2 separate regions of the Homo sapiens genome follow, and region 2 is linked to region 1. Evidence: chromatin loops called from intact Hi-C (ENCODE). Cell type or tissue: endothelial cell of umbilical vein. All regions are shown on one strand. Links, peaks and the distances in the headings refer to the core of each region. The heading gives the core; the rest is flanking DNA.

Evidence for each region. Hi-C counts contacts between places; a loop is a spot of excess contacts. Peaks named below come from ENCODE experiments on the same cell type or tissue, not always from the same donor. Only the 100,000 strongest peaks of a DNase experiment are listed, where the experiment ranks them.
Region 2: it touches region 1 in a loop (7-fold over the local background); 7 of 110 quality-filtered maps call a loop at or near these places.

The regions. Positions count from the first base shown.
Region 1 is chr7:31,120,668-31,125,058 of GRCh38, forward strand. No RefSeq gene overlaps it. Among named protein-coding and RNA genes, the nearest start is that of ADCYAP1R1, 71 kb to the left of the region's middle. In endothelial cell of umbilical vein, for the core only: CTCF peaks have their summits at 2,127 (motif pointing left) and 3,992 (motif pointing right); a DNase peak (open chromatin) is centred at 2,124.
Region 2 is chr7:30,936,808-30,941,198 of GRCh38, forward strand. No RefSeq gene overlaps it. Among named protein-coding and RNA genes, the nearest start is that of GHRHR, 25 kb to the right of the region's middle. RefSeq lists an enhancer at 2,095-2,244. In endothelial cell of umbilical vein, for the core only: a CTCF peak has its summit at 2,125 (motif pointing right); a DNase peak (open chromatin) is centred at 2,154; H3K27me3 peaks cover 1,114 bases.

The sequences.
Region 1 (4,391 bases), core at 130-4,129:
TAGGAGGAAAGCCAGGGGAGTGTAGTGACAGGGAAGCCAAGAAAGGGTTTCTAGGAGAGGACAGTCATCTGGATCAAATGCTGCTAATGGTCTATGAAGAGTGGAATAGAAACCAGCAACTGGCTGAGAGGAAGGTGGCTGGGTCATCTCTTGCCCCAGGCTTGAGAGGGGAAGGCTTGAGGGCCTCCATCCTTGGCTTTGACTGGGCACCCCCAGGACTGTCTACAGCCCCATCCCTGTTTGGAACCTGACACTCAGCTTGGAGGAGAGGTCTGCATGCCCTGTAGCCTGTGTGAGACCCAGGCTGCACTGAGCCTCTTGGCAACACCAGGCCTGAGTTTGGGTCTGGCCCACAGGACAATGTTATAAAAAACAGAGTAGCTTTCCCCAGGAGGATCCGGGATTCATTCTGGCTCCCCAGGGCTTCTAGACCTAGAAGTCATCTGAAGTGGTGAGTCGGGGAGCTGGTTGGTCCTTTTGCAGTCCTCATTTATCTTTGCAGTTAGGGGCAGGCTTCACACCTTCAGGAACCAAGGGGCTACTCTCACCAAAGCCCAGACCTCATCCCAGCCTGCCCCATGGCTCCAGAGCTGGCTGAGAACCAGGCAGCGGAAATGACTGGGTGGGGAAGAGCTGGCAGCTGGCTCAGAGCTGGATAGCTTAGTTGGGAGTCTTCTGTTGCCCCTAGAATCCACTGGGACTGGCCCCAGGGTTGGTAGAAGCCATGGAGAGTTCTCCCATGAAAGCCCAATCCTCATCCTCATCCTCACTTCCTGGGAAAGGAGTAGGCAGGTTCCAGGCCTCACACTTAGGCCCTGGAAATGATGTAGTGGCAATGGAAAGGCCCCTCCCTGGGAAAGGGACCTGGCAGTTTGCAGTCCTTATTTGCTCCCAAGAAAGAATTTTGCTGGAAAGGAGTCCTCCCACCAGAGTGAAAGGGATACAGAGGAAAGGATTAGGTTGCGAAGGGCATGATTTATATCTTTGGGGGGAAATTTAAGGAAACACTGCTCTCTGTCGCCCACTCAAGCAATCAAAATATCAGACCCAGCCCTGGTCCTCAGAATGTCCCCATCTTCAGCTTTGACTGGCCCCCCAATGACTGGCTAGAGCCCCATCCCTGATTGGAACCACACACTCAGCTCTGAGGAGAGGTTTGCCTGCCCTGTGGCCTATGGGAGACCCAGGCTGCACTGAGCTTCTCAGCAACACCAGGCCTGAGATTGGGCCCAGCCCATGGGGCAGTGTGAAAGGAAAAGAAATCTCAGGATCAAATCAGTAGGCCAAAGAGAAAAGTGAAGTTGGGAACTGGGGGCAAACCTGTCTCTCATTTTATTGCTAAATGAGATAGCTACAAAGATTAAAAAAAAAAATCCTCCCTCCCTCCCTCGCTCACAATTTGCCCACTGGGAAATTCCTTCTGGGACCCAGTGTCTCAACCCTGAAACAGTTCTGTTGAATTTCACCCCGACAAAGTACACTGATAGCTTCTCTTCATAGGTACGGGACAAAGAACAGGACTCAAAGCCATCCCTCGGCTCCCCTGAGACAAATGCATATCTGATTGCTTCCTCTGCCCTATGTTTATTTTATCTTAGGTAAAAGTGCAGATCCACTGAGCTAGATGAATTCATAAGTGACTGTTCCTCTACCCCTTCTGGCATAGAGAAAAGCTGATCAAACTCAAAAGAATGCGACTGTTTGCCTCTTATGAACTCACACCTTTTAAAAATGTCTTCCTCTTCCCCCAGTAGCTACCCTTTCCCCTCTAAGTATTGAAGTCCTCAAAATCATCTTTGGAGAAAGGCACAGACCTGTCTCTCGGGCATGAATCCTTAACCTTGACAAAATAAACTTCTAAATTGAGACCTGTTGCAGGCACCTTTTGGTTTACAGTAGCAAACCTGGAAGCACAGAAAGGCAGATCCCAAGCAGAGGAACACTTACAGCGGGCCGTGACCCAACCACAGTCACTTAGCCTGAGTGGCGGGTGAGGCAGCAGACAACAGAATATGTCTGGAACTCAGAGCCACTCCTCCCCCAGCCAAGCTGCCCCTCAACAAGTTCCCCATCTTGGCTTCTTAGGGCAAAATTCAGCGTCTGGGTGTGCACTGCCCTCTTCTGGTCATTTGGTTGGTAACACGAGCAGCCAAGAGCTCCCCTTTGGAAATAGCAGGAGCTCTTTCCAGTTCCGATTTTTCTGCCAACCAGGCTTGTTTCCACACAATGACTCATAAGTGAGATAATGAAGGGCAAGAACAAGTTAAAATATTTACTATAATTTACATTTGGAGGAAAAACTTTAGTCTTACATTGCCTGTAGAAAGAATGTGTCCTACAGAGGATTTTGCAGTGGTTTAACCCTTTATATTTTTTTGATAAAGCACACATTTACTTTTTTTTTTCTGATCATACAGAAAACTTATTTATTGAGACCACATAAATATAAGAAGCATGGCTTTGGTGTCATTTAGAAAGTGAACATGTGTCTAAGAATTTTCACACTAGATTGTAAACACTAACATAACTGATCTATCCATCTTTGGATTTTCATTGAGATATTTACTAAGTCCATCATCCGATGCTTTTGAGGACATGAAAGTTAAAGAGATAAGAATCTTGATCTCAAGAAGCTTTATTATTTTTAAGAATGTTAATAAAGACTCTAAAAAGAAGGCAAACAGGGAAATGCATCCTCCCCAAAGCTGCTAGTGCCAGGACTAGGCGCCTTCCCCAGTCCAGCGGCTGCAGGTTGGGTTGCTAAGAGCTTACCCTGCCCTCTTCTGCAGACAATTGCTGGCAGATTTCTGAGGGGTAAGACTACCCCCTTCACCTTTCTCATCCAGGGTGGCCGGTAGCCAGTGACTGAGGGATGTAGGGGTAACCGCCCAGCCGCCTTGCCTCTGGTTGGGACCACCTCTGTGGTTGACATCAGTGGCTCCTGCTGGATCAGCATGAGGCTGATTCTGCTGAGGTCTGGCTCCTTCCTCCACCCATCCCCGCTTCCTCACTGCCCTTCAGTGTCTCCCCATGCACTCCTTCTGTAAGATCCCTGCTCAAGGATCTCTACTTCAGGCTCTACTGCTACAGAATCTAGACAAAAACATGTGCCATCAACAAGGCCCAGAAAAGATAAGGTCCAGTTTCAGGATTAGGGAAAACTTGCCTTGAAGGTCAGGTTAGATCTAGGCATGGAAGAACTGTTCATCTAGCCTACTGACACTTATTGACTGAGTGCCTTCAATGAGCTGGGCACTCTTCCAGGCCTTGGGGCATAGCAGCAGATATGACAATCTTGTTATCGCTGGCACAATAATTCTAGCAGAGAGGGAAAGAAACAGGAAACAAATAATGGAGAATAAGATGAATTCAGTTAAGTTCTTTTTTTTTTTTTTTGGAGACGGGGTCTTACTCTGTCTCCCAGGCTGAAGTGCAGGGACTGGACCACAGCTCACTGCAGCCTTGACCTCCTGGGCTCAATTGATCCTCCCACCACCTCCTGGGTAGCTGGGATACAGGTGTGCACCACACCACACCTGGCTAATTTTTTTGTTTTTTTTTTTTTTTTTTTTTTAGAAATGGGGTTTCTCCATATTGCCTAGCCTGGTCTTGAACTCCTGGGCTCAAGCGATCCACCCACCTCAGCCTACCAAAGTGCTGGGATCACAGATGTGGCCACCGTACCTAGACAACTTATGTTCAATAGTGAAAATAAAATATGGCAACCAGATACTGTCACCAGATCCATTTTCCTACAATTCTCCAAAAATTTACCCTTGAGAAATTAGGTGATTCATTTATCTAGTTATAACAATTGGAACCTTTCTCCTGTCATAATTCTTCATCTCTGATGGTACTGGCTCAGTCAACGTCAACTTCCATTGAGTTCCTGCTGAGGATACTCACTTTAAATCATGGCATTGACACCAAACTTATTCTATAGTCTGTATTTGGGGTCTGGCACAGTGGCTCACACCTGTAATCTCAGCACTTTGGGAGGCCCCAGCAGGAGGAGCCCTTGAGCTCAGGAGTTTGAGACCAACTTGGGCAACATAGTGAGACTTCGTCTTTACTAAAAATAAAAAAAAAAATTAGACAGGGGTGGTGGTGCATGCCTGTGGTCCCAGCTACTTGGGAGGCTGAGGTGGGAGGATCACTTGAACCTGGGAGACGGAGGCTGCAGTGAGCTGAGATCGCACCACTGCACTCCAGCCTAAGTGACAGAGTAAGAGTCTGTCTCAAAAACAAAACAAAATGAAACAAAGCAAAGCAAAATAAAACAAAAAACAAAACCCAAAATAAACCAAAGTCTGTAGTTGGGATCTTGAAACATTCTCTGGGCTTTCCATGTAACATTACAAGCACTGAAGCATGTTGTTTGGGTTCTGGAC
Region 2 (4,391 bases), core at 277-4,276, 180 kb before region 1:
GGCCACATTTTTAGACACTGCCTCTTCTCCCATCTGTATGTTGCTCTGCAGGGAGTGACTGGCCAGGGGCACCAACCTGGGCCTGAGTCCTTGCTTTGCTTCTAATTGGCTGTGTGACCCTGGGTGGGCCTCCTGCCCTCTCTTGTCCTCAGTCTCCCCACCTGTAAGGAGAGTGGGTGAAGTGGTCCTTTCTCTGGAATGTCTGTGGTGTCCCAGTCCCTCCCTGGCCTGGAGGTGGTGCTTTGCCTCATCTGGAATGCCTGGGGAGTGGGGCCAGGTGGGACAGTGCATGTGTGGGGTGTAGCTGGGGCCTGGGAGGCACCTTTCCCCAGGATGCTCCCACCATGCTCTGGGGGCTCTGCTTCCTCTGTGCCTTGAGTTAGTGTGTAATAACCACTTCAAACCAAAATAGGCACATTGAAATTTTGAACCAAAGCTTCGAGGGGAGTTACAGCATGCAACTTGGGCTGCAGACAGCACCCAAGGCTGGGAACCTAGGGGCCTGAGTCCAAGTCCCAGCTCAGAGAACAATTTCCTGTGAGACCCTGGGTACTTCACTTTCTCCTTTTGCAAAATGAGGCCAATTCTCCATGCTGGGCACATGCGAGGAACAGGTGGGTCTGTGTATCTCACAGGTGTATATATCTCACCTCTCTAGCCCCACTCCCCTCACAGGGCTGGATAGAGAAAGCCTGCTCTAGGAGAAACAGGGCAAAGTCTGCAGTGAAGTTTAAAGTTTATAAAGAAATGAGTTATCCATGCACAAATCAAACCACCGTCTTCGGTTGGAGGAAAACAAAGTGTCACATTGTTCTCACATTGTCTGGCTGAAGGCCAGTGTTTCTTCCACACCCCTGCCTGCCCACACCTCGCCCTCACCCCTCCCCCTAACAGGTGCTACCTCTTTTGCCTGCTTTCCCCCCATTTTTCCCTATTTTTAATGATTTTGATGTGGAAACTTCCAGACATTAAAAAACTCTCATATACACAAATATAGTTTTTTTTAATGGAAAAAATCCTCCACATTCTGCCACTTGCTTTTTCTACTAAAAATCTTTATATTTTAATCAGCTTTATTGAGGAATAATTTACACACAACAAAATTCAGCAAGTTTATGTGTACACTTTGGTGATTTTTAACAAACGTGGACCATAGGGTGACAATCATCATGATCCCTGGATAGGACACTTTTGGACATTCCTAAATGACTGCAGGGGTTGAGTCTGCTGCTGGGAGAAGGAGACAGAGGCATCTGAGGAAGGAGCCACGGCCTGTGGGGGAGTGGGGCTAGGCAGGCCCTTAAGGATGGTGCCTCTGCCCCAGTGGGGGATAAGGGATTCCCTTCCTCAGTTTCATCATTTCTGTTCAGCAGCAAATTCACTTTGGAACTGCAAAGTTGACTTAAAAGTCTTTTTTTCTTTTATTTTTAATTAATTAATTTTTTTTAGAGACGAGGTCCGCTGTGTTGCCCAGGCTGGTCTCGAACTCCTGGCCTCAAGTGATCCTCCCACCTCAGCTTCCTGAGTCTCTGGGATTACAGGCGTGAGCCACTGTGCCTGGCTCTTGACTTAAAAGTCTTAAAAACCTAAAGCATCTAAGTGTCATTATTAAGGGTGTCCCCAGGACTCTCATCCCTGGTCCTTGTCCTGCACCTGACCCTGGCCAGAGCCTAGCCCTGGCAGTCCTGACTGCAGCCCTGTTTAGAGCTGGGTCTCTCAGGGGATCACGTGAGAGCGGCAGATGGCTCCAGGCCGCCAAGCCCCTGCAGCCCTGCAGAGCCACAGCTAAGTGAGGGCTGGGGCTGGCGGCTCCTGTCTGCGGGGATCCGTTCTGAAGTCCCAGGCCCCTGTGTCTCTGCAGGACTGCTGCCTGCGCCTGAAGGAAGGACAGCGTGGGGCGCAGGAGAGGGACTACACCCCAGCCAAAGGAGTCGCTTCCAGGTCCCCCAGCAAGGGAGATTTGGGCCAAATATCCAGAAACTGCTGATCCCCAAGGCCCATCCACCAGCTCCAAGCCCCCGGCCCCAGGTCTGGGCACCCTTCAGCCTGCGCATGCCTGGCGCCATCCTGAGACCGGGAGCTGCTTGTCGCCGTCGGGAAGAGGCGGCAGTTGCGCGTCATCACCACCAGGGGGCACCAGTACAGGTGGGACTAAACCCTGGGAGTTTCACCATCCACCAGACGTGCTCTCTGAGAACTTGTCAGTCCCCGCGGTCAAGGAGTCCATCTGCTAATGGGATAGACAGGCCAGCTTAAAATCTCGGCTGATATCTCTCATATCCGCCAAGATTACATGGAAAAACCATAACATCAGCTACCCCCTATATTAAATTTAAATAATTTTAATTGTGCAAGTAGTGAGGGTACAAATAAATTTTTCTTAACAATTGAAATACTGAAATTAAAGATCATGTTCCATTTGACCATCCCCTACATCCCATCCCTTTCCTCTTTTCCCTATTTTTATAGTTCTAGACATTAAAATATATGCAAATATAGGGTTTTTTAAATTCAAAAAGCACATACATTCTACAACTTGCTTTTTTCTGCTAAAAATCTATAAATGTTAATCAGCTTTATTGAGGAATAAATTTAGGTATTATAAAAATCACCAATTTTATGTGTTCAATTTGATGAATTTTAACAAATGTGTCCAATAGTGTAACCACCATCATGGTCACTGTATAGATTTCTGACATTCCTGAAATATTCTCTCTTAACACTTTCCAGTCAATTCACAACCTCACCTCTGCGCCCTGGCAACCTCTCATCTGCCTTCAGTTGCCACAGTTTTACTTTTTATAGAATTTCATATAGATGGAATCGTCCTGCATGGAGTTTTTGAGTCTGATGTCTTTCACTTAGCTTTTATAATGCTTTTGAGATTCATTTATATAGTTGTGTGTAAGTACTTTGTTCCTTTTTATTACTAAGTAATATTCCACTGTATGCACATACCATAATTTACTTATCCATTCATGAGTGATGAACATTTGGGGGTGTTCCCAGGTTTTGTCCACTATGAATGAAGCTCCTATGAACGTTCTAGTACAAGTCCTTGCGTGAACGTATACTTTTGTTTTTCTTGGGGAAATACTTGGAAGGATTGTTGCGTGGTATAAGTGTATGTTTAGCTTTATGTTCATCTGCTGAATGGTTTTCTACAGAAGCTGTACCATTTTGCATTCCTACCAGCAACGTAAGAGAGTTTTAGTTGCTCCACATCCTTGCCAAGACTTGTGTTGTCAGGTTTTTACTTTAAGCCATTCTAGTAGGTGTGTAGTAGGATCTTATGATGAAATTTATATTTCTCTAATGGCTTATGGTGTTGAATATCTTTAAATGTGCTTATTTTCCATTCACATCTTCTTTGGTTAAGTGTCTATTCAAATCTTGTCCACTCATTTAAAATCAATTATCTCCTTATTATTAAGTTGTAGGAATATTGTATATAGTCTGGGTGTGAGTCCTTTGTAAGACATATATTTTAGAAATATTTTTCCTCTTTCAGTGTTTTGTCTTTTCATCTTCTTAATGTAACTATGTCTCTTTAACTTTTTATTTTGAAATAATTTTAGACTTACAGAACAATTGCAAAGATAGTACAAAAGTTCCATTCATGGCAACGTCTCACATAACCACAGTACAATTATCAAAACTAAGAAATTAACATTAGTATGATATTATACCTAAACCACAGACCTTATTCAGATTCCACTAATGTTCTTTTTCTGTTCCAGGATTTGACCATGTCCTCTTGGTTTCCTCTATCTGTGACAGTCAAGTATTTTGTTCAGTGTCCCTCAACTTGGATTTGTCAGATGTTTTCTCATTATTGCATTGAGGTTGTGGATTTGGGGGAAGAATACCAAATGCCCTTCTGGTTACATCATTTCATGAGGCACATGATAGGAATAGGACACCATCGCTGGTAATGGTAACCTTCATCACTTGGTGTCTGATGGGTTTCTTCACTAAAAAGTTATAAATTTTTTCCCTTTGCATTTGGTTTGAAAGTTTGAGGGAGATACTTTGAGACCAAACAACTATCCTTTCTTTCCTTAAACTTTTGCTTTCCTCAATCCTGTAATGCCAGCACTTCGGGAGGCCAAGGTGGAAAGATTGCTTGAGGCCAGGGGTTTAAGACCAGCATCGGGAACAAAGCAAGCCCTCATCTCAAAAAAAAAAAAAAAAAATTAGACAAGCATAGTGCATAGTGGCATGTGCTTGTAGTCCCAGCTACTCAGGAGGCTGAGGCAGGAGGATGGCTTGAGCCCAGGAGTTAGAAACTGCAGTGAGCTATGATCATGCCACTGCACTCCAGCCTGGGCAACAGAGTGAGATGCAGTCCCCAAAACAAAAACCAAAAACAAACAAAATGAAAGAAACAA